Regions from separate parts of the Homo sapiens genome. Here region 2 is linked to region 1. A link is an interaction called in ENCODE POLR2A ChIA-PET data of the cell type or tissue named here. Cell type or tissue: MCF 10A. All regions are shown on one strand. Each heading gives the region's core, and the rest is flanking DNA. Links, peaks and the distances in the headings are about the cores only. Region 1 overlaps SLC7A8 (solute carrier family 7 member 8). Region 2 overlaps SLC7A8 (solute carrier family 7 member 8).

The links. Peaks named below come from ENCODE experiments on the same cell type or tissue, not always from the same donor. Only the 100,000 strongest peaks of a DNase experiment are listed, where the experiment ranks them.
Region 2: POLR2A ChIA-PET joins it to region 1 with 6 read pairs; 18 of 35 experiments call an interaction of 5 or more read pairs at or near these places.

What each region holds. Positions count from the first base shown.
Region 1 is chr14:23,114,392-23,131,101 of GRCh38, forward strand. SLC7A8 (solute carrier family 7 member 8) reads right to left here. Exons shown (of 11, transcript NM_012244.4): 9 at 15,259-15,408; 10 at 13,628-13,805; 11 at 10,904-12,952. The coding sequence ends at 12,786. CEBPE (CCAAT enhancer binding protein epsilon) reads right to left here and starts at 4,864. Exons shown (of 2, transcript NM_001805.4): 1 at 4,191-4,864; 2 at 2,915-3,431. The coding sequence starts at 4,700. The coding sequence ends at 3,096. RefSeq lists enhancers at 5,503-5,582, 5,663-6,193, 6,683-6,732, 6,813-6,872, 9,199-9,698 and 2 more. In MCF 10A, for the core only: a CTCF peak has its summit at 6,591 (motif pointing right); DNase peaks (open chromatin) are centred at 6,600 and 9,240.
Region 2 is chr14:23,164,629-23,180,496 of GRCh38, forward strand. It overlaps SLC7A8 (solute carrier family 7 member 8), which reads right to left. Exons shown (of 11, transcript NM_012244.4): 2 at 1,708-1,912; 3 at 657-808. Among named protein-coding and RNA genes, the nearest start is that of SLC7A8, 11 kb to the right of the region's middle. RefSeq lists an enhancer at 7,406-7,907. In MCF 10A, for the core only: no CTCF peak of the experiment used is centred there; DNase peaks (open chromatin) are centred at 7,673, 9,783 and 11,343.

The sequences.
Region 1 (16,710 bases), core at 5,015-13,014:
CATTTGCAACCCCTGCAGCCCCATTCTGGAGGGAAGGTGCATCTTTTTCTTACTTATCCTCTCCTTCCTTCTTTCATTCAGCATCTACTCCTGGCTTCCTTTCTCTCGGTCACCTTAGGGCTTTTGCATTTACCCTTCCCTCTGTTCACCCTTACACTCAAAGACATACCTGCCTCCTTCTCAAAATTTTTGAAGTGTCAACTAAAATGTCACTTCCTCAGAGATACCTTTCTCGGCCACCCCAGCTAAAATAGCCTCCCTACCTGTTGGTTTATGTGGTTTCCCCAATGGGCTATTCAAATGGAGTAAGCAGGAGAAGTTAATTAAGGTGCTTTATGAAGATGTGAACCAACAGTATCTGGGGAAAGTTCCTGGAGTGGTGAAGTCCCCTGGGCTAGCCCAGCACGGGGGGCGCCTGAGGGCCAGGAATCCTTTGGGAGGGACTGTGGAGAGCGCCGGTCAGCAGGGGGCTCCCACCACTCTCCTCCTGCCAGTCTCACCCCCACCCCATGAGAGGCTGGTTGATGTAGGGAGGCATCCACCTGGGGACTGTGTAGGGTGATGAAGGGTGGAGAGGGTTCTGGAGGGGCAAAGGAAGACATTCAGCACACTTGTTTATTGACTTTTTCTTCCTACTCCTTCTGCTGAGAACTTGTCTCATTCCTAGAAAAGATACTCAACAAATACTTGTTGAATAAGTTACGTTGGCCAAAACCAATTGAGGTCAGATTGAAAGCCTCTTTCAGGAAGTGTGCCCTCTGGCTCTGACTCACACCCCTGGAATATGATCTGATGCAGAGGATTGGGATGTGTTCAGCTGCTGCACGTCACGCTGGGATCACAGTGGGGAGACGGGGATGTGACTCCCCCAGACTGGGTGCCAGTCAGGAAGGCTCCACTAGGCACCGGCCCTGAGGACCTGACTGGGTGAGCGGGGGCCTGAGAGGAGAAGCAATTCAGAGCTGTGGGAACAAAGCCTGGGCTTCATGCTGAAGCAACCCAGGTCCCATCACCCAGAACCTTGAAAGTAAGTCAAGGGACAGTGGTCTTGAGCTGAGAGGAGGAAATCCGGAGGTTGAGTCATTTACCATGTTCTGTACAAACCCCCCTTATGCAACCTATCCCCCTGGGCTGAAAGGAAGGTGTGAGGATTCTCCCAGGTGCCCACAGAGACTGGTACCTCCCCTCCTTCTGAACTCAGGAAGCTCCAGTCGGTCCCTCCACTGAAGGTTCAGATCTCTCCCTCCAAACCAGACCTGGGGCACGGGCCTCCAGGACACAGAGGTGCCCGAGAGACACAGAGGCAAAGGCAGGAAAAGGACTGAGTCCTGGGCAAGGTAGACATGCCGCACACGGATGCCCGAGGTGTGGGAGGGCTCTACCGCTGGAGATTTGAAGAAGGGAGAGAGATCTGGGATGATCCAGACACCAGTCTCTCACCTTCTCAGAAAATTATTCCTTGATGTCTGACTCAGCCTTTCACAGCATTGGCTTAGGAGAGACTTTAAGAAGCCCGTAATCTGTCCCTGGGTCCCTGACACTGTTGGGCACTGTTCTTTATTGAATGTGATTCATGTGACACTCGTACTGAGGATCTGTGAGAAGAGTGTAGCGTGGAGTAGAGAGACAGGTACCACGTACTGAGGCAGCAAAGGGACTCAGTGAGTGTCAGGAGAAGCCTCTTACCCCTCTGGCCCTCAACTGCTTTATCTGTAAAATGTGGCTCACCCTACCTTGCTGGTCTGAGGGCAGAGCCCACCAGATGATCTCTTGAGGTCTCTCCCAGCACATCTTGAGATCTGCGATTTTACAGAGCCAATTTTGGTTCTACCTCTAAACAATCGTGTGACTCCAGGTAAGTCCCTTCCCCTCTTTGCAGCCTGTTTTCTTACCTGCAAAATGAGTTTAGATGAGATCTCTGAGGTCCTTTCAGTTCCAGCAAAATGGAGGAATCATAATAAATATGCTTATTACATGCAAAGTTTTCTTTTTCTATGAATATAACAACACTACGGAGTGGGGACAAATATTGCAACCATTTTGCAGATGAGGAAACTGAGGCACAGAAAGACATAATGGCTCAAGGCTCACAGCTAGTAAGTAGCAGTGTAAGATTCAAACTGAGGCTCTTAATTATTGTACCATTCTGTCTCTTAGGCTGTAGTCCAATGCAAAAGAAAATGCTGTTTCGAATGATGGGTTTCCCTGGCACGGGCAGATTGTCATCCTCCTTCTCACTACCAGTGTTCTCATACACAAATCCGGTCTCCAGGTCTTTCCCAACCGATTCCTGTCCCATGCACTCAATTCTCAAGCTTTAGGGAACTGGAGCCTCAGGGATGAGGGACAAAGGATGGAAATGAATGGGTGGGAGCAGCGTGGGGAGGGTGTCCATCTGGTAGACTGAGGCTTTGGAAATGGAGAGAAGAGATGGCGGGCTGGATCAAGGGACCATAAATATGGCAGAGCCATCAGGAATTTTCCCATGGTCACCTGGGGCAGGAGCTCCCAGACCTATACCTCAAGGTGAGAGAGAGTGGGCCTGGGATCAGCAGGCCTGGGCATGAAGGACTGTGTGGTGCCGGGATCTCCCTACAAGCTGAAGATCTTTGTTAGCAGAGCATACAAAGGTGCTCCAGGTCCTGTGGGGGGCGGGGATGTGCCTTCAGCTCACAGAAGGGGGTGATGGGGGATGTCAGGGAGAGAAGAGCAGAGTGACAGATACACGGCCTGGCTGTGTGGTATATTGGGGGTGGGCTGTGGACAGCATGTCTGTGTTTCCACATGTCCACTTGGTCATGGAAACAAGAGGTGCAGACCTAGCCACATGCATCCTCTGTCCCCAGGGTCCTCCATGACACACACACACACACACACACACACACACACACACACACAGCCAACAGTCCCAACACCCAGTCACAGTGCAACTTTATTCAGCCATATAATCATTATGCTGGGTCCTGCCCTCTTTGCCACCCCGGTTGCCATTTATCCATGGTCTATGTCTCAGGGTTCTAGGCCCCCAGCAGGATGGGGGTCCGCAGAGTTAGGCCGTGCCAGGGAGCCTGGTGCCCACAATCCACCAGCCAGCCTCAGCTGCAACCCCCCACGCCCTTGATGAGGTTGGCCGCCTCAGGAATCTGGCGGAAGAGGTTGCGGAGGGTGTCTAGCTCCTGGGTGAGCTGCTCCACGCGGCTGCGGAGGCGCTCGTTCTCTGCCATGTACTCCAGCACCTTCTGCTGCGTCTCCAGAATGCGCCTCTTGGCCTTGTCTCGGCTCTTGCGCACGGCGATGTTGTTGCGCTCCCGCCTCAGCCGGTACTCAAGGCTATCTTTGTTCACTGCCTTCTTGCCCTTGTGTAAGGGGCCAGCCGGGGAGGGCGCCTTCAGGAGGGGACTGCAGGGGGGTGCGGCAGTGGCCAAAGGGGCCTGGAGGGGAAGGCACGGAGAGACGGAGAGGTGAGGGCTGGCCAGGAGGCAGAGCGGAGGCGGGGCGGGAATCTCGGCAGCCAGGGCACACTTGATGCGTCAAAGGAATACAGGACTCAGAGCCAGCTCCTGTCTCTCAGGTCAAAACTATCATCGCTCTGCTTCTGGGAGATGGTGACCCAGATGCACAGGGTCCTCTGCTTGAGACCAAAACTCCCTTTCATGTTCTCACACTTTCTTTCTTTCTTTTTTTGTAAAGATGGAGCCTTGCTATGTTGTCCAGGCTGGTCTCCAACCCCTGGCCTTAAGCGAACCTCCTGCTTTGGCCTCCCAAAGCGCTGGGATTACAGGCATGAGCCACGACACCCAGCCAATGCTCTCACACTTTCTGAGTACACTTTCCCTCAATCTGCCTTGAGTCTCCCGTTCTATGACCAGTAGACATTTCTCACAGAAGCAGGCGGCAGAGAAACAAGAGGAGGGGGCATGGTGAGCAGCAGAGAGGCTGGCGGTGGGGGCCTGAGATCAAGTAGGTCAGCTTGCCACAGGGGCTTTGGGTGGGGATTCAGGGTGGGAATGAATTCACAGAGAAGGAAAGGGAGGTCATGGTGGGGTGTGAACACAGAGGACTGTGGGTTGGGTCCATTTCACAGAGCGACACCAAGCACAGGCTCAGCAGCATGAGCCGGGGCACAGGGTCCTGTCCACACCAGCCTCTCCAGCCCCGGGCAGGAGGGAGGAGGGCTGGCCTGCTCTTACCTTGAGAACGCGCAGAGGCTGGCCGGGTGCTGCCAGAGTTGGGGGCAGGTGCATGGCTGTCTGCCCACAGTGTGCCACTTGGTACTGCAGGGGATTGTAGCTGCCTCGGCTGGCAGCTCGGCTGCCCTCTGGCCCCCGGGGCTCCTCCTTCACCGCCACAGCCCTGGGGTCGTAGCTCCCTGGGCTGCTGTAGATGCCAGGCCCCAGCGCCTTCCTGTCTGGGCCGAAGGTATGTGGAGGGTAGGCAAAGGGCCGAGGGTCAGGCGGCAAGTAGTGGGGGAAGGCAGGGGTTCCGGGGCCCTTGAGGCCTCTGGCCTCAGGCGCTGGCTTCACGGCAAAGAGATCGGAGAGAAGCTGCTCTTCCCCAGACTCGATGTAGGCGGAGAGGTCAATGGAGGCCTCATGCTCACACATGTCCCCTAGCTCCCCGGGCCCAGCTCGGCCCCCTGAGAACTCGAGTGGCTGCTGGCCACCCCGGGGCTCACACTCGTAGTAGGTCCCGTGGGACATGGCCGGCCCGCCCCCTCGGCTCCCCGCCCCCACCTGCTCTTGAGGCACCCCTTGGGGTGCTCCGGCTGCCCTCTCTCTACCTCCTCCTGACCTGGGCCTGCCCTCTCTCGATCTTCTGCCCTAGACCTGCCCTCTGCAGTCTCCTCTGTCACCCACTCCTGTGTGGCCTCTCTCCCCCCTCTGCTCTGCTTCCTTTTCCTTCCTCTGTAGTCAATGCCTCTCTTCTCTTCCCTTTTTTCCCCTCTCTCCCCTTGGGGTGACTCAGGGAGGGGCAGGACACACCCCAGAGGGAGAGATGTAAGCCTTAGAGAAAGGCGACTCCTGGCCTATTCAGCAGTTGGGGACACTCCTTGGTCAGGGACCAAGCCAGGGTTCTGGAGATGCCCGAAGCTGATGCTTCTGGGAATGCCTCTCCACTCCCTGCTGGGAGGCCAGGGGACTCCAAATCCTCGCAGAGGGCAACACCCCACTCTGAGCAACCTCCTCCCTCCGACTTTGAAAAAGTTCTATGCAGAATGAGGTTCCAAGTTAGAGTGAAGAGAGAAAGCCCTCTTCCAGTGCCTACCCTCAGTTGGGTCTCACCTCCTCCCTTGACACGCCTTCCTCTGGCTCTCCCCTGCTGCTGGGCTCCACCTACCCCCAAGAGAAAGTTTCTTTTGTAGCCCCACCTCCCAGAGCATTCTCTGAGTGTAGGCCAGGGTTTGTTTTTTGAGGGGTCTAGGGAGTAGTGATAGGTCCTAGGAACAAGCTCTACACGCGAGCCTGCGTGGTGCTCCAGAGCATGCTCATTTGCTAGGTTTTTGCACAGGAGCTGTGCAATAGCCCACATGTTAGTGCGTTTCCAGCCCTAGCTACCTCTAGCAGCCTGGTACACTTCCTAACTCCCTGGGCTTGGCCAAAGCACCTGGTCAGGACTTGGGCCTTGCACCGCAGGCCTAGGCAGGTTGCTGCCCTCGGAGTAGACAGCCATAATCCTCCGGTGGCTCCAGCACTTCTCTCTTCCAGCTGCTCTGTGCTGCAAGAGGCTCAGGCTGGTGCTTCGCCCCTCACCCTGGGCCTGAGGCTCTGCCTCTGGTTTCCTGTGCCTGGGCTGCAGGGCTTAGGAGCTTGCTGCAGCTCGTTTGCTGTCTTTCCTTTTGCATGGCCGCTCTCTGATCTCCAATGCGTGTCTCTTGGGTCTACTTCCTCTTGTGAGGTTTGAGAAGCCTCTTATGTCATCACCTCTTCCTGGGGCTCTGTTTTAGGGTCTCCAGGAGAAGCCCATGGCTCCCTCTCTGCAATTCTTTGTTCTGTGCTGGCTCTCCTCTTCCCTTTTCTCTTTCCTTTGGGAACTCCCCACTACCTCCTTTCAGAGACACCTGCTCTGGTACTGCTTTTACCTGTTGAATTTCATCTCCAAAAGGGATTGTAGGTCCAGTTGGGGGGGGGGGGGGAAGGACACATAGAAATGTTACTGACTCTTTTATGACCAGCAAGTGCTATGGGTGCCCCAGAGGGACCAGAAGTTTTTGTAAGTTGGGCCAAACAAGGGGTGGTTCACTGTGAGTGGGCCACAGTAGGACAAGTGCAGAGAGGATGTGTGTCGCATTGAACATTAAAATTTTAAAAATGCATATTCTGATTAGCATATTCCGGTTAGCATATTCCTTACATCCTCCCTACCCCAACACCTACCCCAGATGCTCTCTGTGCATGACTTGAGACATGGCCAGATATGCTTTATCTGAAAGCACAGTGACCTGGTGTGGGGAGATCTGCGTGTAACCCAGAGACAGATGTCAGGAATTAGGGAGATTTCTCCATTTCAAAGCTGAGCTCTCAGTTTGGTGGCAGTGCTTGTGTTGACCACCAGGTGGCAATATTGGCCCCAATATTTCGGACTCGGAGGGCTGCTGTGGTCCGGACTCAGGTGGACAGCAGAGGGCAGCCTCTCACAGCGCTGGCTCTCGGCAGGCTCCTGCGGGGCATCTGGAAGGAGGAAGAGGAAACCTGGCTGGGATGGGGTCTTGCAGTGCAGTTCCAGGGAGAATGAGCAGCCTGCCAGTACTGGGTCCAGGGCCTTGTCTCCATGAGGAGAAATTCTGTTCCCTCCCCTACTTTGAAATAATGATAATGAATAGGCCTTGTGCTTTCTGATAAATTAATGCTTTTTCAATCCTTGAAACCTACACTTTTTCATGCTCTTTCCCTGTGGGTTATGCGGGAAGGTAGGCAAGGCAGACAGTATTTTTATTCCTACTTTATAAACAGGGAAAACAAGGCTGAGAGGCTGAGCTACCCAAGGTCATCCAAGGAGGATGCCTGGTTCGTCTCTGGCTGAAAGGATGGGAAGGGGTTGCTATGTGACTCGGAGAACCTTCCTGGCCCTCATTTGGCCACCGTGGGGAGGGGGAAGTCTGCATCAGTAGCTTCAGTGAACTGGGCACAGGAGGATGTGGGAGGTATGCAAACAGAGCCGCAGGAAATGAGAAAGTCAGCAGCTTTAGCCATGGTGAGATAAATCTCTGCCCTGGCCTCCCCGGCTAGTGCTGACGTTGCTGGCATGCTGACCTCAGTGTTTCCCAGTAACAGGGGTTTGGCTGGGGCAGGCAGGGCTCTGGATGTCAGGGTAGGGTAGGGGGAGCTCTGGACAGGAAGGGGAGCTCTGGACAGGAATGGGAGGTGGGGAGGGCAGTGCCAGTCAGCGGCTGGGGGATTCTTGCTCAGGAGAGGAAAGAAGCTCTGCCGGGTCAGCAGGATCATTTTTCCTTGGCCACTGCAGTTACTACCTCTTTGGATTAACTGAAATGATGCATGTTTGTTATCTTAGTGACTTTGTAACAGGCCTCCTTCCAGTGCCACCTCCTTGGTGAATCAAGACTTTCCCAGTAGGAAGGTAACTGAGCATGGCTGTGAAGTGTTAAGGGAGAACTGGGCTCAAATCTGGCCTCCGTCACTGACCAGCTCCATGACCCTGGCAAGTTACTTAATCTTCCTTGCAAGGTGGCAGTAGTAATACCTCCTTCATAGGGTTGTTTAATTTAAACTGTGAATAACATAATGTATGTCATGCATCTGGTCTTAGTAAATGTGAAGTCTCCTTCTTCTCTTCCTCTGACCTCTCATTGCAGTTTTATCTGTGTCTCCTAAACAGACACTACCTGCTGCCTGGTGTGGTGCGTCAGTTTGACAAACATTTTTGAGCATATAGGTACTCATGGGGCACTGCATGGGGTCTGGGGATGTGTTGGGTTTAGCCCTCGCCAGTAGGGCTCACTGCCCAGCAGGAAGGCCCACAGGCAGTGGTTCCAACAAGGCATGGGTGGTCTGTAGAGCCAGGAAGCGCACACATATGTGTGCCGTGCGTATCCTTGGCTTCGTTCCCCTGGCAAACTATTTGCTCTTTGAGGGTAGGGTCAGTTACATCTTTTGGACCTCTTCAACTATGGTGACCATATTTCCTGAATTAAAATGAAGGACAGGGCCGGGTGCAGTGGCTCACACCTGTAATCCCAGCACTTTGGGAGGCTGAGGCGGGCAGATCACGAGGTCGGGAGATCAAGACCATCCTGGCTAACAGGGTGAAACCCCATCTCTGCTAAAAAAAAAAAAAATACAAAAATTAGCTGGGTATGGCGGCACGTGCCCGCAATCCCAGCTACTCGGGAGGCTGAGGCAGGAGAATCTCTTGAACCTGGGAGGCAGAGGTTGCAGTGAGCCAAGATCGCGTCACTGCACTCCAGCCTGGCAACAAAGCTAGACTCCGTCTCAAAAAAAAAAAGAAGGACAGGCAGGTTGACACAGGTGAATATCTTTATGGAGACAATGGAAGAAAATATTTGAAGTCTGTGCTGACTTAGAAAAATCAGGAAAAAATTTGCTATTTCCACAGCATATAGCAAAGTCTTTGACAGAATGGTCACAGAAAGATTTGTCGTGTGACCACATTAATAAATGAATGCATAAGCAGCTACAATTTCAGTGACTTTCAAAATGTTCCCAAATTCCCTGAAGTCAGAGCATGTGAAACTCCTAGGATTAAAGTGACTGGCAGGGTTAAGACGGGAAATGGCCAGGTTAAAAGTAAATGTTTGTTGCCCAGGAGGAGACCCACATTTGCCCATTTGACCAGGTTGAAAAGATCAGCAGGTGTCACAGAAAGAGAAGGTGCTCCTGAAGGACAAGTGCCTTCATGGAGTAGAAGGGATGAGGGACAGGACATGCTCAAATGGGGCAACAGGGAGGAGCCTGGGGCAGTCCAGGGAAGGGAAAGGAAAGGTGTGTGTGCTGGGAAAGAGGGGCCCAAAGGGCACATGTGAGGCTTGGACAAGACTGGCAGCCTCTGCCTTTTGGGACAACCTAAAGTTGGAAGATTGAGGAACTGTTTGAGATTAGGTCCAGCTCTCTTTCTTTCTCAAAATGCTAAGCAGGTGAGGTGACTTGCCCAAGGACACACAGCTGTTGAGTGGCCCGCCTCCCAGCTCAGCGTCCCTGTTGAATGGCGAGCTTCCAGCCTGTCTGGAAGAATGACAGCCACAAAGCAGGAGTGTTGGCGTCAGGCCAGGACTGGGAGTGGCGGCATCTTGCCTGCCTGTGTCCTCACAGTGTTCCAGATGGTGAAGGGTGATGTCTTAACACCACTGCCCCTCCACCACCCCCTTACTCCCGCCCTTGCCCTACATCTGCCAGCAGTGCTGGCTCTGGAATGGTACTGTCCCAGGACACGCAGCCAGGAGGGCGGCCCATAAAGACAGGGACACAAAGCAAGGACTGGGGCTAATCCCATCAACTTCCTCTAGCAGTTAGCCCAAAATGCCAGGAAGTACTTATACATACCTTAACGACTTTTTCCTTTTTCCCCTGTCCTAGTCCAGTGGTCCTCCTACTCTTCCTCCTAGAGCTAACTCTTCTTCTCAGATGGCTCTGTCCAGCTGAGTGAACCTAGCCTTACCTCCCAGGCCCTCCCATCAAGCTCCTCAGACCCTGACTCTCTCCACAGACTCGGCTCAGGCTGTGCTGATGAGAGAAGCCTTTGCTGATCAGGCTTTGGGAGGACATCTGCCTTTGCCTCCCTCAACTTGGCTGGATGCCATCTCTCCCTTGCCCATGTCCCACCCTGGGCAATGTTGACTTCTTCCCAGTTAGTCTGCAGGCTTTCAGTACGGTGCACAGAGCAGGAACTTAATAACACTTCATGACTCCAAGAAGGAGTGAGACAGTGTTGTTAAATAAAAAATTACAGAAGGCCATGGTTTTGGACTAAGCTCCTGCCCTAGGCCCCACAGACCAGGCTAAAAATCAAAATAGAATCACCCATGCTAAAGTTCCACATCACCAAATCTAAACTAAGTTGTTATCTGACCTTCCTAGAAATCAGGAGAGAGACATAACAGCCAATTAAAACAGGCCAGTTTCAATATTCAATGGACATGATAATGAAGTTCCCTCTGCTTTAATCTTTACACAAAACAAGGCAGCCTGAAGGATCCTGATATGAACTAATCAGTTATTTTTCTATTGTTCCGTCTCCCTGTCCCCACCTTACAAGAAAAGTAAATTTGTTTTTGTTTTTGAGACAGGGGCTTGCTCTTCCGCCCAGGCTGGAGGGCAGTAGCGCAAGCATAGCTCACTGCAGCCTCGACCTCCCAGGCTCAACCCATCCTCCTTTCGGCCTCGGCCTCCCAAGGAGCTGGGACCACAGGCACATACCACCATGCCCAGCTAATTTTATCTTTTGTAGAGACGAGGTCTTGCTATGTTGCCCAGGCTGGTCTCAAACTCCTGGGCTCAAGAGATCCTCCCTCCTCGGCCTCCCGAAGTGCTGGGATTACGGGAGTGAGCCGCTGTGCCCGGCCAAGAAAAGCAACTTCGAAAAGTGACTAACCAGCTTTCTTCAGCCCTCCCTGTCTGTAAAGCCAACCTCTTCTGCTCAACTCATTGGAATATGTATTCTATTTTATGGAATGAAGTGTTGCCTGATTCCAGAATTACAGTAAACAATTGAGATCTGTAAATTCGTTGTACTTTTGTCTTTTGATGTTTTTGGTTCAGAATGAGAGTCAGTGGTTTGAATGCACTGGCATTGAGTCCCTAGGATAGCTAGAAGTTACAGAGAGCGAGAGCTTTTAGGAATGTCATTCTGGAAGGAACCTGGCAAGATCTCCTAAGAGGAAATGCCTGGTGACTCTGTCTCAAAAGGTTACTTAATTACCAACACCACCAACTTCATTTCCATTTTAAATTTTATTACATCAAAAGAAAAAAACCTCTCCACAAAACAAATCTCTAAAACCTACACCAAACGAAAGAAATTATCATTAAGGTTCTAACTCCATCCCCCAAAACAACCTTACATTAAAAAAAATCCAAAAGAAATAGAAATACCAGCTTCAAAAATATTTATCCAAAAAGTAAGGCATCAACTTTACAAAAAAATAATTGAAGGAGGGGAGGAAGTTGGAGGAATGAGAAAAGAGGGAATAAGAAGATGGTCCCCTGACCCTCCAGGGGCCAACCCCAGCCTGCCGGGCATCTACTCTGAAGGGGTCACAACTCAGACCAAACTTGGCATCTCACCAACTATGGGGTGGGCAAGCTGGGCGGGGAAGCTGGGAGACACCATCCAGGCCAGGAAGGGCTCCTGTGTATTCCAGTTTAAGCAGACAGAATTCGGGGTGGGGGAGAGAATCCCGATTTGTGATAAAAGGATCCTAAGTCCTTAGTGCAGCAGGAGTGGCTGGGAAGGTTGCAGGGCCCACAGCAAACTCCATAGCCTTCCTTTGAAGCCCAGGGAAAGGTCAGAGGCTGCCAGCCACAGAGGAGGGCCTTTTTTGAGGATCTCCAGAGTGGGCGCCCTGCTGCCACTACCCTTTCACCCTGCCCCAAGACAGCATGACACTGAGACCTGCGAGGAGTGGGGGATTATTGGAGTTGGGGATGGATGGGAAAGGAACTGGGCTTCAGCCAATGCTCTCCTCAGTCTCCCAGGGTATGGAATGGGCACCTCTAGGGAGGGGGAAAGCACCCTTCCTCCCAGGGAAGGCATTTAATATCAGATCCGTCCTGAGGGTTAGAAATAGGGGAGTATTTTTAGGCCAAGTTCTTGGATGGGAGGTGACTTAAGGCTGATCTGGCTCTGATCTCAGGCCTGAAGGGCTTGGGGATCCTTCGTACCTGGTCCCAAGCCAAGGCCCAGAGAGGAGAAGTGCACGGTGGGGGCGGTGGTGCTGGCTGTGTGCGGGTGTGCTGGGAGTGGCTGCAGGGATAGCAGGGGACTGCTCCTTCCTGCGGCGGGCAGGTGGAGTTGCTGAGCAGCTTCGTCATTAGGAGAGAGATGCCCACTACCTTAAAAATCAGAAGCTTTTTGGCTTCTGGAAGCTTTGGCACCATGTTGGGGGCTGGATGCAGGAGGCAGGGGCAGGGCTGGGTTTCTGCAATCTGAACCTTTCTCAATATGTTCCTCAACCGCCTGGCTTGGGGGTGGAGAGGCTGTTCTTCTCCTTGGTCCTTAGCTCTGGGAGTTGGCGTCCTGAGGAGAACCGAATTCTGGACAGGGAGCCCTGGCTGGGGTGGGTGCAGGTATGATGGGGAGGGGCAGGAAAGAGGGCAGAGGGAAGCATCCCCTTGGATTTTGGGTCCCTGGTGAACAGATAGGGTCTTGGGTCTCTCCAGCTGACCCCTTGATGGGGACAGAATTGCTTGAGCCTGTCCCCCCACAATGCAGCTCCTGTGGCCTCTCCTCTCTGAAGGGGCCTCCCTGGGAGGGAAGGCAGTAATGAGCTCCGGTTCCTGAAGAGGCAGCTGAGGGTGTGGCCCGGAGGGAGGTCCTGCAGGGCACCTTGGCATCTCCCCTCTCCTCCAGCAGCTGGGAGTGTGGGCAGCACTGGAGTGGGGCCTGGGACATGGACCCTGGGGTGAGAGGCTGGTTCTTTGGGTATGAATGTCAGTTTTTGTTTACAATTTCTCACCACCCACACCAAAGTCCTACCACTGCCTGACAAAAGCAGAGAGAGGGGTGTGTGTGTACTCGCATGTGTTGGCAGGACCAAGGCAGGGAGGTAGGATAAAAGGGGGAGGAAGGAGAGAGTAGCCAGGGAATGGTGGTCCTCAGGGCTGGGGCTGCCCCGCCACGTCCTTGTCCTTCGTGGGAGTGGGTTGGTACATGGGCTGCTGCTGCTCCTCCATGTCCTCATTAGCCTCCTCTGTCCCTGAGCCCCGCTCCACCTCGGGGTACACGACCACACACATCTTCTGGCTCACCAGGGTTAGCAGCTCTGTAGGAAGAGATCACACAGAAACCAGGCCAATGCTGAGTATCCCACCAACCTGGCCAAGTGGCCCCGGCCCTTCCTGGCTCTCCTGCTCCAGGTTCTGCCTCTTCAGAGCAGTCAGTGCGTTGAAGAGAATCCTCGCCACCTGGTCTGCCTCCTGCATCTCCCGCCGGCTACTCTTTGCTTATGAAGGCCCCAGCCTTCCCACCTTCCCTGTGCCCACTGACCCCTAAGTCCAGGGTCTCCTCTGGTCTCCACCCAGCCTCGGGCAGCTCTCACAGAATGGCTGACAGGTTGCCTATTTTATTTTAAAATTTTTAATAACAGAGATGGAGTCTTGCTATGTCGACCAGGCTGGTCTCAACCTCCTGGGCTCAAGTGATCCTCTGTCTCAGCCTCCCAAAGTGCTGGGATTACAGGCGTGAGCCACTGTGCCCAGCCCAGGTTGCCTATTCTTGCGGGTCTAAGGTCTGTGTGGAAATGCCAGCTGTTCTCTACCCTCAGAGGTCTCTGGGAAAAGGCATCTGCTTCCCCTGCTCTGGACTCTTCCAGGGCTCTGTGGACTGAGGAGAAGGTGAGCCTAGATCTCCTGGCCCTGGTGGCTCCCCAACCCCATCACTGACCACTGCATTCCAGCCCAGGAGGCCCTGAAGCCAGCCAGAGCCTCCAACAACTCACCAATGAAGTCACTGAAACACTTGGGCTTGTGTTGCCAGTAAACACCCAGGAAATAGACAGGCACTCCTGTCAGCATGATGGCCAGGCCAATGCCACACACCACCGGCTCTGACCACAGGCTGAAGACCAGCAGGAAGGCCCAGAACAGCAAGTAGATGATGGGGAACAGCAGGTTGATCTGTGGAGCAGAGGCATGAGGCGTATGAACTGTGTAGGCCACGTGGCCCCCAGGACTAGGGACTGGGGCATTCTCTCTCTTCTTCACCCACAGAGACACATCCTCAAGGGCAAAGGCTGGGCTTCCCTCGGCTCTGTGGTCCCACACTCACCCCTGGTAGGGCAGGGGCTATATAAACAAATGTTGATGAACATGGTCGGTCAGACAGGAAGAGGATGGGGAGGAGTTAGGGAGGAAACGATCCTCCTTGCCCATGTCCTCGCTCTTGGGTGTGGTTAGACAAGGCCTCATCATGCATGCCATGTGCCCGTGGCAGCCAGAGAAGCCCACAGGGATGGAGAAGCTTGCTGGCACATGGGTGTGTCTGCTGAGGTCCTAGGGTGGAGGGGAGGTGTGGCAATGCACAAGGTGCAGGCAGGAGACGATTCGAGTCACTCAGGCTCCCTGGTCCTTGCCCACTTCTGTGCAGGGCCCTTATGTGGGCACAATATGGCAAATGTCAGCTCCTTATGGGCCACATGTGGGGAGTTCCTGAGAGTATCCTCTTCAGGGCTCCAGGGGCAGTCCTGATTCGGCTGCCTTTCTCTTCCTTGTCTTCCTCGCTCAGAAGGGATGTGTGTGGTGGGGACATGGGGTTATTCTACCTCCTCTTCCCTCTAGCAGATTTTCTAAGTGTGAGAGTAGAAAATGGCGGTGGAAATGCCAGTGAGGAACTGAGAGATTTGGAGAGCCTTTGATTTTTCAGCTGGAAGGATCTTCTAGAAGCATCTAGTCACTGTTTCTAGAATAGGATTGTTCAAATAGCTCTGGAGTACACTCTATTCTTCTAATTCGTAGGAGAACTCATAATGCTCTAGCATGTCCTGTTCTGAGCAATCCCTTTAATTCCTATCACAGAGTTATATCTTGTAGCAATATTAGGTTCACTGAGCACCCTATATGTGTAGGACTGTGGGAGTTTATAAAGGGAGGATCATGGGAGGTTGCAGTAGACTGGAAGACTTCAAGAAAGAGGAGGTACTTGAGGCGCATTTGGAAAATGGTTAAAATGTAGATGGGCAGATGGGAGGAGGAAGTCATTCTGGGATGGAGACATAGCACATAGTGAACCCAGCTATCTGGAGGGACAAGGAGGAAGTGTTGGGGAGATAAGAGAACCTTGAAAAGTCAGCTGGAGTTTAAGGCTTAGACTGGTAGGAAACAAAGGAATGTCATGATGAAAGTCACATTTGATCTGACTTATTCCCCAGCTGCAGTCTGCTCCGATCTCATCCCCAGTGGAGAATGGAAATAGTGGTCCCATTCACAAATGGCCCTTGCTTTCCAAAGGGTCTGCTACCATCAGAGATGATGACGTGTGGTCAGCAGCTAAGAACAGAGGTGATTTAAAAATCTGAACTGCAGCTAGAACCATAGAGGAAGGGGAGGGGACCCCAAAGGGAGTTTCTCTCACCTTGATGGGGCGGGGGATATCAGGCTTCTTCCAGCGAAGGACTATCTGTCCAGCAACCGTGACCCCATAGAAGAGGTAGTTGATGAAGCCCACATAGTTGATGAGTGTGTACATGTCGCTGGTGACCAGCATCAGCAGGGTGGAGATGCACTGGGAAAGTGGGAGGAGCTCATCAGTGATCCGAAAGATATTCAGAGACTGGTATTACAGATTAGGGGCTGTCCCCCAGCCTCCAGGCAGATGATGCCATCGTATAATGGATGTCTCGAAATGGAGACTTTAGAACCTCCCCTAGTAACCCAATATGTTACAACATCTTTATTGCTAGGAAATCCTTTCTTATTACAGGGGTGATGATCAAAATATTTAACCACTCGTATGGCACGGGCACTAGCCAATTAGAATGGATACTGGACATAAGCAGCTAGACTGGCCACACTGGTATTACCTGGCTCTGTGTCAGCCCCGGTCTCATTTGTATGCCTCTGTTGGTTATAGCTCAAGCTAAATTCATTTTTTTAAAATCCCTTAGGGAAGATTGTTAACAACAGATTAAGGCTGTATTCCTGCCCTCATCCTTTTCTCCTGGCTGAGTCATCTATTTTTCTTCCTTCCTTTTCTTTATTAATTTCAAAACTGGTTACATAGCACTTACTGTGTGCCAGGTCTCTATGTTTAGCATTTGACAAAGATTAACTCACTTAACCCTCATAACATCCCTATGAGGTTTTCTTGACAGAGTCTACTTTCCAACTTCAAAATCATCTCTGTGGCTCTCTTGGAACCATGCTCCTCCCCTCTGATAACTTGTGAAGGTCAACAAAAGGTTCTGTTCTCTTGTGAGATCCGATGGTTAAAATAATCGAGAAGATTTTAATGGTTCTTGCTACATCTGCCTTTTAGTCACACTACTGCACCAATAGCTCTAACTGGAAAAAACAAAACAAAACAAAACAAAAAAATGTGTGTGGCCCACTGGGAGTACTGTCTTCTCCAGCCACCTTCGACAACCAACCAGTCAAGGTGACCTTCATCCTGCATCTGAACATTCTGAAATTGTACAGCAATGCTGTAAAATGCTCTTGGCTCCCAAGAGCTCTGTTATTCTGATTGCTAACTGCTTCACCAGTGGACCAAAGTCATTTTTAGTGTTTTATTCAGGATCCAGAAGGAAAATAAAAATAACTCAAAAGACTCAATGGGGACAAGTCTTTGTTCCTTCCTATAGCTCTCTCAAAATGATTCTACTCTGGGGATATTTTACTCCCATCTCTTTCCTGTCCCAAGTTTCCTTTGCACAGTTTCCAGTTTATCAGTCTTCCTCTATTATTTTTCGTATTTGGTGTACTGTTAACACTAACTTCATTTCAATGATGTTTCCCAAGAGACTGGCAGGCTGCCCTGAAGCTTGATGGGGGAAGTGGGTGTTTGCAGGGACCAACCAGCCAGGAG
Region 2 (15,868 bases), core at 7,447-15,446, 53 kb after region 1:
CAGACAATTGTATGCAGAATCCATTCATAAAAAACACACTTGTAGGAAATTGAAAGAAAAGTAATGGGGAAAAGAAAAGGAGGCAGGGTGAGGTGGGTCAGGCCTGTAATCCCAGCACTTTGGGAGGCCAAGGCGGGCGGATCACTTGAGGTCAGGAGTTCAAAACCAGCCTGGCCAACAGGGTGAAACCCCATCTCTACAAAAAATACAAAAATTAGCCGGGCATGGTGGCTCACGCCTGCAATCCCAGCAACTCGGGAGTCTGAGGTGGGAGAATCACTTGAATCTGGGAGATGGAGGTTGCAGTGAGTGGAGATCACGCCACTGCACTCCAGCCTGGGTGACAGAGTGAGACCCTGCCTCAAAAAAAAAAAAATGGAGAGAAGTTAGGAGAGTCAGAGACATGTAGACCTCCAGGGAGGATAAAAGAGGCTGTCCCTCAGACTGGGTGCAGTGGCTCACACCTGTAACCACAACACTTTGGGAGGCCGAGGCAGGAGGATCACTTGAGCCCAGGAGTTCAAGGCTGCAGTGAGCTATGATCATGCGGCTGCGCTCCAGCCTGAGTGACAGAGTGAAGACTCTGTTTCTAAAAATAATAATAATAAATATAATAAAAGAGGCTGTCTTGCTACCAAGACCCAGATGACACTTACATAAGCAGATGGCAGCCAGGAGCCGAAGGCCAGACTCTGGGGGGAAGCAGGTGGGGAAGAGCGGCTGCAGCACGTAGTTGGAGAAGGTGAGGGCGATGACAGCCTGGTTGGTGGGGTAGATCACCAGCACAGCAATCCACAGCCTCAGGAACCTGAAGGAGGAAAGGGACATCCGCCGAAAGGCATGGCAGGGACGCAGAGCCATCAGGGGAGAGCCCGGGCAAGTCATGCATCTCTTTTTTATTTTCAAGGATGCTGAAGAGCCCAGCCTCTGCCCCCACCCACAAATGAGACACCCAGCCCTCTGCAGTGACAATAAAATGGTTTAATGAAGAGTTAAATTTCCACAAGCACTAACACAAGTCTTGGCGTTCTTCCTTTCTCTCCTCTCCTTTCATGATCTCTTCTCCATCACTGTGGCCACCAGCATCCAATGGTGGAAAAACAAAATTTGCAACCCCAGAATGTTGATAGACAGGACATACTAAGGGTGTGGTTACGTAAGCAATAATCAGGAGAGGTATCAAGTGGGGGTTTGCAGGGGAAGCGCCTTCCACACCTTTTGGCCCATTGGTGAGGGTTTACCAATGGCAGGGATGCAGAAATTGAGGAAATTTAAGATTAGGGCCCAGCTCTAGAGGGAGGCCATTATCCTTGGTAGTGTGAGAAGAGGGTGCACTCTACCTTAGCTGGCCACTCTCATTTGTCAAGATAGAAGGGCGTTGTTTTTGTGATGTGCTTTCTCTGGGAATCTATGGTCAGTGTTGTTACACAGTTCTGTTTGCTCTCACTCATAGACTCCTTCCCACTAAGATCAACATAGAGGTCAAAACTACAAACCTGGTCCTCCATCATTATCGGGAGCCTCAAGGGGATACAAGGCTACACTAGCAACCATGGCAGGAAAGCAGAAGAGACATTCCATTCACTAGCACCCCGTGGCACACTGGAGACTGGAAACCCCTGGCCTTGGCTTTTTCCAATCTGACCTCCTTCTGAATGTCTTCCTCCTTTTCCCCTAGACCATTCAGGTCTCCACAGATCCTCTTACCCAGCCAGTCCTCCGAAGATGTCCTTGACATAGGAGTAGTCACCTCCAGATTTGGGGATGGTGACCCCGAGTTCAGCATAGCAGAGGGCTCCCACAACTGTGATGAAGCCCGTCACAATCCAGACGATGAGAGCAAGGCCCACAGAACCAGCATTCTCCAGCACTCCCTTTGGCGAGACAAAGATTCCAGAGCCGATGATGTTCCCTGCATGAGGCACCAAGGGTAAGGAGGGGAGACAGTAGAGACAGGACGGTTGGCAGGATTGGCATTTGGAGGGTGGTCTCATTTCTGATCTGATTCTGAAATGCCTTGGATATATGTAAATGATCTGCAGGCAGGTGTGCCTAGCAATAATTCTCCCTGAAGTAGGGGAAAGAGGAGCAGAGAACTGACACTTATTGACCAGGAACTTGGTCAGGTACTTTCCACATCTCATTTAATCCTCAGGATGACACTATGGAATCAGATATTTCTCACATTTTACAGAGGAGGAAACTGAGTCTCAGAGATACCAAGTGAGTTGCCTAGGTCCACATCGCAGTAAGTGATGGTGAAGTATTGAATCTCAGGACCCTCCAGCTGAGCGACACGTGGTCCACCCAAAGTGACAAGGCCTTCAAGACTCTCTGAAAATGGCAGGGCTGGAAAAGTGGGCTGTTTTCAGAGACCACCTGCCACTGGAAGGCTTCAAAAATGAGCCAAAGGGCAATATTTTTTGGACAGATTGCGGTCATACCCCAAGACTGGGGGTTTTCAAGACTTACAAGTGTGGAAAACACTCCTGGAGGCTGGCTTCTACCCTAGACATGACGGCCCCACCCTTGGTGAAGAACATAAAATAACTCTATAAAAACAGTCCTAGTGGTTTAGAAGTGGTGTGTAGGAATGCAATACATACAAAGCCTCAGTACTGCATTCTTTCAAAGGTCATTACCCACCAATGTTTCATGTGACCCTCAAAACAACCTTATGGAATTCAGGGAGAGGAGAGGGGCAGGTACTTCCCTCTCTATTTTACAAACTAAGAGATTAAGACATAGAGGGGTTAAGTGGCTTTCTCCAAATTCCACAGCTACTGATGGGTAAAATTGGATCTAGAAGTCAGTCTCCTGATACTTAATCCGGCAATCTTTCCACTAATCCACTTCTGCTTGTGTGCAGGGGCTGGTTTTCTCCTGAGAGGTGAGGCCCGCAGCCGGTACTGAATGGCTAGCTGCTGGGTTGTGTGTTACGCAGACGAGGAGTAAGAGTGTGGAGGCCGTTCCTGACATGCTTCCTCCCAAATGTTCCTCTGTCCACTTCTTGTGGTAAAAGAGGTCATCGGGGTCCATTGAGTGGGTGCTTTGAAAGTGCTGCTTCATGCTCTGCCCAGCTGCACTGCTAAATGCCTGAGGAAAGGAGCAGAGACCAAATGGATCCAGGTGGAAAGGCAGAGCTAGAGTATCCTGAGGTCAGCTGGATTTGACTGTGTTCTAAGGACATCTCAAGCCTCCGTGATCTCTCTGTAGTGGTCTGGAACCAGTGAGATGGAGATTGTAAGGTGCTACGCTCAGCTTTTAAAAACTGATGGTCAGATCTCAACCATAACTCAACCTCAATCTAGCCCTGAGACTGAAATATAGGATCAGAGGGCACAGGCTGAAGTTAGATGCAGAGGAAAAGGAAGCACATATTTGTCTCAAATATGTCTTCCTAATTTTGGTGCTGGGAGTCTTTCCCAACAGAACAGGGCTGCTTACAGAAATGAAACTAAGAGAAATAATTCCTCATCATCAAATTAGTGATAATAATTATCAGGCAAAGAGAAGATAGAAAAAGGAGATTCTGAGTGCCACCAATCCTTTACAGACTTTTCCTCTTCTTGTAAGTTTATGTAAAGTTCTATGATAGGACAACAGGACATCTTTCAGCCCTCCTCTCTCAGACAGTCCCCATATGCTCTATTCAGAAGTACTGGGTTAGCAGGGACTACAAAACCTGCTTGTAGTATTCCAGGACTTTGGACACGTTCCCCCTTCCAGTGATTCTTCCCCTGCCAAACTGCTGTTCTCTGGACAATATCAAGTGCTGGGAAATGAGAGATCTAGAGACAGGTTTGCTAATAGTGCTGAAAGATGATAGTAAATTCCTTGCCTAGCAGGAAGTTATCAAAAGAGCGATCCATAGGGAATTTCAAAGCCAGCCAAGACTACAGCAATAAAGCTAGGGTTATAAAACCAGCTCAAGGAGTTAGAAAAACAATCAATAGCAGCAGAAAAACAAGGTTTGACTTTGGTCTTTAAGGTACTGAAAAGGGAGGAGTGTATAGCTAGGTGCTTCTTAGAGCCAAGAATGGCTGTTGCAAGAGGGAAAATGAGGATGGGTGTTATTTAATAGATCCCATCTTCTCAGGAATGAAGAGTGTCAGTGTTCCACTAAGGGTTCGTAGAAAACAAACACTGCAGCAGGGATCAGTAAGTGCTTCTCTTCTGTTTTCACTCTGACATTTCGAGTATGTTCCCTTGTTCTAGGCCACAGGAGCCACTGGAAGATGGGACATGCAACACTAACTGCCCACTTCTTGCCTTTGCTTCTTGGAGGCCCCAACCTTTAAGAACTCTGGCAGAGAGCTGCCAGAGTGATTGCGAGGGTCACAGTAGATCGGCATTGGAATAAGAGTCCTCACTTCATAAAAATTGGGTTTCTGCCCCCAAAACCTTATTTTTGACCAAATTAAAATTACAAAGATAGGCCAGGCATTGGTGGCTCATGCCTGTAATCCCAGCACTTTGGGAGGCTGAGGCAGAAGGATCACTTCAGTCCAGGAGTTCGACACCAGCCTGGGCGATATAGGGAGATCCTATCTCTAACAAAAAAATTTTTTGTTTTTTAATTAGCCAGACATGGTGGCATGCGCCTATAGTCCCAGATACTAGAGAGGCTGAGGTGGGAGGACTGCTTGAGCCTGGGAGGGCGAGACTGCAGTGAGCTGTGAGTGCACCACTGCACTCTAGTGACAGAGCAAGACCCTGTCTCAAATAAATAAATAAATAAATAAAATTACAAAGATAAAAGCTAAAAAAATATTGAGCTACACTAGTATAAACTAAGTGCTAGGGAACAGCCTGTCGCCCAGGCTGGAGTGCAGTGGCACGATCTTGGCTCACTGCAACCTCTGCCTCCCAGGTTCAAGTGATTCTCGTGCCTCAACCTCCCCAGTAGCTGGGATTACAGGTGTATGCCACCACACCTGGCTGATTTTTGTATTTTTAGTAGAGATGGGGTTTCACCATGTTGGCCAGGCTGGTCTCGATCTCCTGACCTCAAGTGATCCACCCGCCTCGACCTCCCAAAGTGCTAGGATTACAGGTGTGAGCCACTGCGCCTGGCCTACCATCTCCAATTTATAGGGGAAGAAAGTAGGACAATTATTATTCCTATTTTTCAAGTGGGAAAAATGACGGTATTATTATCCCTATTTTATGGATGAAGAAACTGAGACCTAGAAAGGCAGTTATTTGCCTAAATCATAGGGTGAGTTTGTTGTAGCTGGACCGGAAGCTAAATCTTCTGTCACAGCCTCCAGCTTTTCCCTGATAATAAAAGGTCTTCCTAATACACTGGGGTCAGTCTTCTATGCTGTACTTCATAGGCAATGGGAATGGTTCACAGGAGGCACTTATTGAAGAGTTGGAACACAGATCTGATTCCTTCCTTCTATTGCAGTACCACCTTCAGTGGGGATTTATAAAACATTGATATCCATTACCTTACTTGATCTCCTAAGTACTTTCTTAGGTGCAGAGGGCAGGTCATATCATTCCTATTTTACCATTGCAAAAACTGAGGCTCAGAGAGGTGAAGGGACTTTATCAAAGTCATGCACTGCATAAGTAGCAAGGCCTGGATGAGAAGCTAAGTCCTTGGACTCCTGGTCCAGACTTTCCTCCATGATTCCATGCTGCCTCCCCTCTGGAAACTGCACAACAGACACTTTTCCAGTTGGGCTTTTCAACTTGGACACTGTCTAAGTGAGACTTTCCTGGAGTGGCTTTGAAAAAGACGAACTGGGAAAAGGCTTTTCTACTTTGACTATGAACCTACCTATCTTCCTTCCTTCCTTCCTGTCTCTGTTTCTTTCGTTCTTTCTTTTTTTTTGTTTTGAGACAGTCTCACTCTGTCACCCAGGCTGAAGTGCAGTGGTGCGATCTCAGCTCACTGCAACCTCCGCCTCATGGGTTCAAGCGATTCTCCTGCCTCACCCTCCCGAGTAGCTGGGATTACAGGCGTGTGCCACCATGCCAGGCTAATTTTTGTATTATTAGTAAAGATGGGGTTTCACCATGTTGGCCAGGCTGGTCTCGAACTCCTGACCTCAGGCAATCCGCCTGCCTCGGCCTCCCAAAGTGCTGGGATTACACGCTTGGCTGTGGGTCTCACCACTCTTTCACCCAAGCTGGAGTGCAGTGGTGTGATCATAGCTCACTGCAGCCTCAAACCCCTGGGCTCAAGTGATCCTCCTGTTTCAGCCTCCCAAGTAGCTAGGACTATGGGTGTGTGCCACTATACAAAGCTAATTTTTATGTTTTTCGATGGGGGGAGGGGGTCTCACTATGTTGCCCAGGCTGGTCTCGAATGCCTGGCCTCAAGTGATCCTCCTGCCTTGGCTTCCTAAAGTGCTGAGATTACAGGCACGAGCCATCCTGCCCGGCCAACACACGTTTCTTGATGAGATATAGGAAGAAAGTTGATTACTGTGGGTTTTTTCCTCCAATGTTTTAGCTTAGACTCATTGTCTGTAAAGCCACTTAGAATGAGACGCACATCCGTCTGGTATTGCTGAGGTACTCAAGGTTAGAGTTTTAGTCCTGCTTCTATCCTCCCCAACTAATAAAGTAATCATCTTATCACGCAGATCTTCTTTAGTGAAGAATGAATTCTAGGATGCCTGGACAATGAAACCCAGTTTGGCTTGTTCTGTCAAAGAAAAACCAAGCAAATCATTTCATTAAAAAGGAGCCATGTTGTCTCAATGGGCAAGTCTTCACTAGAAAAATTGCCGGAATTGAGAAAACCCACATTTGCCGTGAATAATCACTAACTCCCCCATCTGTAGACCAATACCCATGTGACTCCCATTAAAGCATTACTCACATCTAGGCTTGTCCACACGAGAATGTTACAGCCATCAAAGAATTTCCTAAGGCATAGAATTACAGAGTTCTGATGCCCAACAGACCCTCAGATCCAAAAGGCTTTGGCCTTCCTTACTCATGCTAGCCTTGAAATCTAGCCACAGCCTCCTCCTGGGGCTTCGAGGTTTTGGCCATTTCCATGATGTCCAGAGAAAGCTAGGTGAACCTGCTTTGTGTTTCTTCCACAAAGTGGCTGAGAGGATCTCAGAGCTTTTCAGGACTAAGGGAACAGCGTGAAAGCAGGTCTGGCATGTGGGGCCCAGGCTTTGATCTTCACGCCAGGCCTGGAAGCTCACCATGCCTCTCACCCTGTTTACACTTTCCCATCGGGACTGTACAAACAGCTCCTCAGGGGTGGTAGCAGGTCAAGACTCTGACACATGCCCTGAGGAGTCAACATCTTCTGCAGATTGAGATGTGGAAGTCACTGCAGAACACTGCTCTTCTGGATTTCTTATTGAAAGCATGAAAAGGGCACTAGACTTAGAGCTGGAGGAGAAACTTTGTCCCTGCTTTGCTATGTGACCTGAATTTTTCTGAAAATCAGTCTCTTCATCTGCAGAATGGGAGTAATTGTTCCTGCCCTGCCTACCTCAACAGGGTTGTTGTGGGGAATCAAGGGAGAGGTTACATGTGAGGCACTTTATGATTTGTGAAACGCTAACAAATGTAAGGAATGGCTAGGATTTGTAGCAGTAGGGACAGAGACCAGCCCTAGAAGAATTCAATGGACTTGCTTTGGAGGCTTGGCTCCAAAACAGCACTGTACAGCCAGGACTGTGAAACATTCTCTGAGTCATTTGTCTGCTGGTCTAGGTGTAATTTGTAGATGCCGCAGGTGGGCGGGCAGCAGGTAATTGCATCTCAAAAGGTATTTATTGAGCGCCCACTCTGTACATGCTTGTTTTGGGAGGTAATTGGGAAACACTTGTTCACACATGGACTTTTAATGAAACGGATGGAGCCAACTACCAGCTACTGAAAGACAGGCATCGTAGCCTGGGGGTGGTGGGGGGCTGAGTGTTGCGCCCTCAAATAAGCCCATGAAGGACCCACATCTTGCCTCCAGCATTCCCGGCCCAACTGGGGAGCCAGGCATCCACAGTGAGAGGCTTTGTCTTCCTTGGTGGTTTTCAACTGAGAACAACTTGTCTACCACCTCAAGAAGACAGCTGGCCGTATCTGGAGACACTTTTGGTTGTCACAATGAGGGTGGGAGAGCTACCAGCACCTCGTGTGCAGAGGCCAGTAACACTGCTAAACATCCTACAATAGACAGGATAGCTTCCCACAACAAAGTATCTGGGCTTCATTGAAGTTTGAAGGTAGAACAGGGCTTCTCAACCTCAGCACTGTTACTTTTGGTTAAGCTCTAATCCCTTTCAAATTTGAGCCTGGATGATTTTTTTTTTTAAAGCTAAGCCCAAAAATGTAGTATTCATGGGAATAACTCATTTTTAAACAGAACAAAATTTTCATTGTGGTAAAGACACGTAACAAAATTTACCATCTTAACCATTTTTAAGTCTATAGTTTAGCAGTGTTAAGTATATTCACATCGTTGTGAGGCAATCTTGAATAATGATTTGTTTTTGACTGACTGCTATTATTCAATACTCACCATGTACTAGGTTATAGGATGTGAAAGTGAGACACAGTGCCTGGTTTCAAGGAACTGTGTGGAAAGGGAAGACACATGTGCACAGACACAGAACTGATACCACCACGCAGAGCAGAAGCTGCATGAGGGCTATTGCAATATATGGCAAGATTTTAATGGGTGGAAAAAAAATCACTGGCATGGGCTGTTCAGAAAAGTCTTCCTGGGAGAGGGGAGTGTCAGACTGATGCTGATGAGTGAGTAGACTCAGCTCAGCAAAGAGAAAAGGAAAAGCAACCAGCTGGTTGCTAAGCAGATCAGACTTGGCCTGAAATGGTCAGTCTTCTTACTGGATCAGTCCAACTGAAATTTCAGAACCAAAATTATTGAGTTTGTGAGTTGGGGGTGGGAACCACTAATCATCAATGGTTCCCCCCATTCTACAACATACTGATGCACTCTGGTATCTTCCAATAAATATTCATTTCTTTCTCTCCTCGAGTTAAAGGAGTGCAAGGGCTTTGTTTTATTTTTTAAATTTTTACTTTTTTTTTTGAGACAAGGTCTCACTCTGTCACCCAGGCTGGAGTGCACAATCACAGCTCACTGCAACCTCTGCCTCCCAAGCTCAAGCAATCCTCCCACCTCAGCCTCCCTAGTGCTGGGACCACAGGCGTGTGCCACCCCACCCGACTAATTTTTAAATATTTTGTAGAGGCAGGGTCCCACTGTGTTGCCCAGGCTGGTCTTGAACTCCTGGATCCAAGTGATCCTCCCACCTCAGCCTCCCAAAGTGCTGGAATTACAAGTATGTGCCACCCCACCTGGCCAGCTTTGTTTAAATACTCCACAAGAAACTTCCATTGCACAGCTAAGTAAACTGATAATTAGCTTGCTCAAGATTACAAAGATTGTAAATAGGGAAGCGGTTTGCAAACTTAAGACTATCTCTAAAGCCCATCTTTTTCTAATCAGTGGTTCCTCCCAGTCTATGGCATGCCGATGCAAATCATGGAAAAATTCACTCTAAACTTTCTGCTTTCAATATCAGGGTCCAAATACCACCTTAAGTCAACCTGACCTGTCTTTATCAGCTGCTTACTAAACACTCTCTGCAGAACTGTACTCTTAAAAAGCACTGAAGTATTTGTGCATTTCCTAAATGTACAAACAAGCACCTTTAAAACGTGGAGACAGATGAGAAAAGTAATAATTCTGCAGCAGTGGTACTCTTTCTGAGTAATCTGCTTTTGCAATGTGCAGTTCAGTGTGAGGTTGCCTGGTCCACCTTCAGACATTGTGAAACCTTCTCCCCAGAAGTGATGTCACTGCTAATGCTGAGGATATTTAAAGCAGGGAGCAAACCAATGGGAAGACATGTGACTGTGACAAAGATGAGGGATGAGATGTGATCAATAGAGCTTTTCAGCTCAAACTTCACTCATTCTATAAATAAAACAGCTTAAAATAGACTTGAGGGATTATTTTGCCTCCTAGAAATAAAATTCACCAGTGCTCAGGACAAGGCCTAGAATATAATGTGCTCGGTGAGTGTTTGTTAAAATGTGGAATAATTCTGAATCCTATGTCCAGCTGCTCCCACTCCTGCAGCAGAGAGGAGCCTGCAGTTTGCCATTTCCAGATCTCCAGGGAGAAGGGATCTGGGGGCCTGCTCTGTAGACGCGTTCTGGAAGGGGAAAGAAGGCATGGTCCTCCATGCTCTGTATGCTCAGCGGGGAGTTAAACATTGGAAAGAAACAGTTTCTAGCCCCCTGGGTTCCTGAATGGCTCTTATTTTCTGTAGTTTGGGATATACTCCTGGGATCATTTGCATGTGCCTGCTTTTCTAGATCCATCTCCCTCTCCTACAATAACAACAAAACAACAACAGACATTCCTGAGGCATTTCTTTGAAGGCAGCTGTGCTGCTGGATTACCCATCAAAAAGACAGAAAACCTCAGTAGCCTGGCAACTTGAGAAGCCCCAGCCAAGATGCCCCACACCTCTACCCCACTTCAATAAGCTGATTTAACTCAGAAAAGTGTATATATGGTGCTGGCCGCTCTTGAGAAGGTTATTTGGTTTGGGTACAGTGGTGTTTTGTGTTTGTTTGTTTGTTTGTTGTTGTTTTGAGACAGAGTCCTGGAGTAAGCAGTAGTGCAACTTGGCTCACTGCAACCTCCATCTCCTGGGTTCAAGCAATTCTCGTGCCTCAGCCTTCGAAGGAGCTGGGACTACAGGAATCTGCCACCACATCTGGCTAATTTTTGTATTTTTAGTAGAGATGGGGTTTCACCATGTTGGCCAGGCTGGTCCCGAGCTCCTGACCTCAAGTGATCCACCCACCTTGGCCTCCCAAAGTGCTGGGATTACAGGCGTGAGCCACCGCACCCGGCCGGTACAGGGTGTTTTTAACTGTGACTGTTTAAAATGGCTGTCTGGTGTGTCTCTTGGACATAGTTTCTTACCTGCCGGGTTCCTACTTTCTTTCCTCCACTCTAAGCATCTCCTGCTAGTCAGTCATTCTGCGTAACTCTGCTCTTTGAGGGAATGTATTATCGCCCTGACAGTAGCAGATTCAACCAAATTACTCCTTTAGCTCTCTGGTTCCTGGAGTCAGGAAGTGTCCAACAGGATCCCTGGTCCCGGCCACCTTGCACTCCAGACTGAGGAGCATTTTAGTTAAGCCCAGTTGCTTCAGATTTTAGTGACCTTGGTGGGAATCTAGGCTCTACCATCACCTAGCAATGTATGCTCAGTAAATGGCAGCTACTTATTATTATTACATTGCTGGGCATATAGCCTTTCCCTACTCACCAAGATGTGTTTGTTTTGAAATACCTCCTAGCTGGCTTCTGTCCCAGAATTTTATTTGAGAACAATGAGGGTTTTAATCACATTTTCATCCTGAATGAACCAAATCGTAATCCCTCTATGTTTTGTGTGAGTGTATTTGTATTTTTTAATTGAAGTACAAACTCAAGAAGCAGTTTTCACACTCCCTCCCTCTGGTCAACATCCAGTAGACATTTTTGGGATTAGAAGCTAATACATCATATTAGAGACTAAAATGCAAAATCTTCTAAAGTGGTATAGACCACATGGGTGTGAGATCTTTTATACTTGAAATTTTTCCAAGTCAGTCCAGAGCCATTTCAGTACAGTTATACCCATAGCCACACCTCTCTGTTGACAGAAACCCTTAAAATTTTTTCCCCCAATTTTTTCAGTATCAGACATCCGTGGTCTTTCTGGACTCCAGTCTCAGGGTTGTCTTCCTCCATGGCCAACTGCCCCACCATGCAATATATATCAGCCTCCTCCTGTCTTGGTTACCAATTAGAAATGAGAAATGGCTAAGTGTTCTGGCTATGGAGTCATCTCAGTTATCAGTGGTGTGACCCTAGGAAAATTAGCTACCAGCTCTGTGACTCAATTTCCCCATTTTTAACGTACAGGTAATTATAATAAGTACTGTCTTAAGATTGTTGGGAAGATTGAATAAAATAATATATGTAAAGAGCTTATAGCTCAGGAATTGGCATTTAGGCTGGGCGCGGTGGCTCACACCTATAATCCCAGCACTTTGGGAGGCCAAGGCGGGCAGATCACTTGAGGTCAGGAGTTCGAGACTAGCCTGGCCAACATGGTGAAACCCTGTCTTCACTAAAAATACAAAAATTAGCTGAGCGTGGTAGCTCGCGCCTGTAATCCCTGCTACTCAGGAGGCTGAGGCAGAAGAATCACTTGAATCTGGGAGGGAGAGGTTGCAGTGAGCCGAGATTGCCCCACTCCACTCCAGCCTGGGCGACAGAGCAAGACTCTGTCTCAAAAAAAAAAAAAAAAAAAAAATTGGGATTTAGTAAGAGCTCAATAAATACTATTTTAAAAAATCATGTTAGTTGGGAGATAGTGGTCTAGTAGCTAGATCAGCATCCAGTATTGTTCTGTAGCAAATATACCAAGATCCCCCAAAAACATAAATTGTGCTGAAAACAAAATGGTCTGACATTATATACTTTTTAATTTTATTATTACAGCTCTCTGGCCAGCTTTTTCACCTTTGTTAAGTTTAGCTGAAAGCTGCCTCCTTACATATTTTAAATTCCACTTAAAGATTTCTCCATATGTAGTGAAACGTAACCTAACTGGATGTGTAAATAGACTGTAACCTACTTTTGTACCATTCACTGAGTTTCAGCCAATCAAAGGCAGCCAACTGTCCAACCCTTGTTCAAATAAGGAAAATGTAGAGCTGTAACTAATCAAGCTGTTTCTGTACCTTGCTTCTATTTCCTGTATGTCACTTGCCTTTTTCTGCCCATAAATCTTCTTCGACCATGAGGCTGCCCCAGAAACTCTGAATCAGTTCTGGTTCAAGAGGCTGCCTGATTCACAAATTGTTCTTTGCTCAATTAAACACTGTTAAATTTAATTTGTTTAAGGTTTTCCTTTTAATGCCTTCAAGACACAGATTCTGGTTACATACCTAGATACGTGACTGGTATAAAGTACCTAAATGGCCAGGAACTCTGTGGGTACCTCTAACACGGCTGGGAAGAACACTGGTCCATAAAGGAAAGGTGTGCATGTGCAGGAATGAATGCGAGCATGGTCTGTGCTGGCCAGATGCCCCTCAGGCTCACCCAAGTCTTCCTGCAATTGCACCGGGAATATTACTTTCTTCCACTCCCAGCTGACAGCCCAGCTCCCCTGCTATACTGGGAGTCTTCCTCACTGGGAACACAAAATTAATTGCTATACAATAAGTATTCATTCATCTATAAAAATGAATAAGGACCTCTGTCCAGATTCTAAAAGAAAATACTCCTTTAGGAGATAAAAATAGAAATAGTGAAGAATAATGCTTACAAGCTTGATTCAGGATGCAGACAAGCTCTGGGTTTGAATCCTAGCTCCAATATTTTTTAGTTGTGTGACCTTCAGCAAAGTTGCTTACCCCTTTGAGCCTTTATTTCCTATCTGGAGGAAGAGGTAATAAAGTGTCTACCAAATGAGTTACTGTGAATGACAAATAAGTTCAGGTATGTTAGGTAATTGGATGAGTACCTGGCATATACTAAGTGTTTAATAAACACAGCTATTAACAGTAGCTCTGGTATCATTAATAAATGAACTTTGCTGTCCTCCGCACCCTCTTTCGACTTTGGGGGGAACTCCACGTTCATGGTGAAATCTAAATTAATATGCTGCCAACAGGTTTCCTTAGCCAAGTACATGGAGAACAAAAGCCTGATTAGGTTAGGACAAGGATGATGTTAAAAGATTAAAATGGGCCAACCTAATTGTCCAGGTTGATAAAACTACTCCTAGCTTAAAGATTTTCAAGCCAGGTTCCCAGCAGCCCTGCAGATAAATGTTTCCTATTCATATTTTTGTCCTAGAGTCGGTTAAATTCAACAATCATTTGAGTAAGTATTCCTTAGCAGGCATTCTGTTAAACACTAAAGATTCAGAAACATATAAGACACTTGCTTTTTTTTTTTAAGAGGCAAGGTTTTGTTGGGCACGGTGGCCCACACGTGTAACCCCAACACTTCGGGAGGCTGAGGCAGGAGGATTGCTTGAGCCCAGGAGTTCAAGATAGCCTGGGCAACATAGGGAGACCCTGTCTCTAAAAAAAATTAAAAATAATTTTAAAAATTATTAAGCTACTTGGGAGGCTGAGGTGGGAGAATTGCTTTCGAGGCTGCAGTGAGCTATGATTGCACCACTGTACTCCAGCCTGGTTAACAGAGTGAGATCTTGTCTCCAAAAAAAAAAAAAAAAAAAAAAAATGAAGATGAGGTCTTGCTCTGTTGCCTAGGCTGGCTTGAAACTCCTGGGCTAAAATGATCAAGGAGATGGGACTACAGGTATCCACCACCACACCTGGCTCAATTTTTCTCATAGTTCAATTTTTTTTTACGGACACAATCTTTGATCTAGGAAATAACAGTTTAGTCATTATGCTTTTACCTAAGAAAACTCCCAGAATCAGCTCCCCTACTTCATCTTCTCCTCAAAGCCTTCAAGATGCTTCTTAATCTAGTTCTTAGTAAGAACCTCTCTCTCCTGGCTTCCCACCATTCACATAACTTTGCCCTACTTTAGCTCTTTCACAACTAAACCATGTCATTAATTTTGAATGTTCTCTGTTTAGTACATATGCATCTCATCCTCCCAATCAGGATATAAGGAACTCTCTGGCATAAGTCTTCTATTAATTCATTGTATATTTCCATAACACCTACCATTCTGTTATCCTTGCTTTCAATCATCCATGTTGATTGTGAATGAAATTTTACAAAACATGTAGTTTAAATTATCCCTCTTAGTCAGTAAGGTATGAGAGAGATAGATTTAGGGCAAATGTAACTTTGCCACAGTCCCTGAAAAAAAAAAAAAGATCTGGGGGCCGGGCACGGTGGCTCATGCCTGTAATCCCAGCACTGATAGGCCGAGGTGGGAGGATTTCTTGAGCCCAGGAGTTGGAGACCAGCCTGGGCGATACAGTGAGACCCTGTTTCTACAAGAAAAAATTTAAAATAGCTAGGTGTCGTGGTGTATGCCTGTGGTCACAGCTACTGAGGAAGCTGAGGTGGAAGGATCGCTTGAGCCCAGGAGTTTGAGGCTGCAGCGATGCAGTGAGCACGCCACAGCACTCCAGCCTAGGCAACACAGCGAGACACTGTCTCAGAAAAAAAAGAAAGAAAGAAAGAAAGATGGGACAAATTCTACTTTTCCATAACATGTCTCCTGATTCACTTAGAAAACTTCCTTTCTCTTTTTGACTTTTTTTTTTTTTTTTTGAGATGGAGTCTCACTCTGTCACCCAGACTGGAGTGCAGTGGCGCAACCTTGGCTCACTGCAACCTCTGCCTTCTGGGTTCAAGCAATTCTCCTGCCTCAGCCTCACGAGTAGCTGGGACTACAGGCATGCGCCACGACGCCCGGCTAATTTTTTGTATTTTTTAGTAGAGACGAGGTTTCACCGTGTTAGCCAGGATGGTCTTGATCTCCTGACCTCGTGATCCGCCCGCCTTGGCCTCCCAAAGTGCTGGGATTACAGGTGTGAGCCACCGCACCCGGCCCTTTTTTTGCCTTTTAGTTCTCTTTTTTTCTGCAGTGTTGACATTGGACACCAGATCCCTGAAATCTACACAGAAAATGCCATTTCTATTTTTGCATTTGGTCTTGAAAACACTTGAATCACGATCATCCACTGAGAAACTTCTCCAGAAGAGGAAAGGGCAGTTCCTCAGCACATCTGTGACTCAACAGCAACTCGGGAGGGGAAGCAGAATGGATTTTGTCCCCTGTTATCATCTTAAAGGGGAAATTTGTTTCTAGCTTAAGTTGGGGTAGAATAGTGCCTATTAACT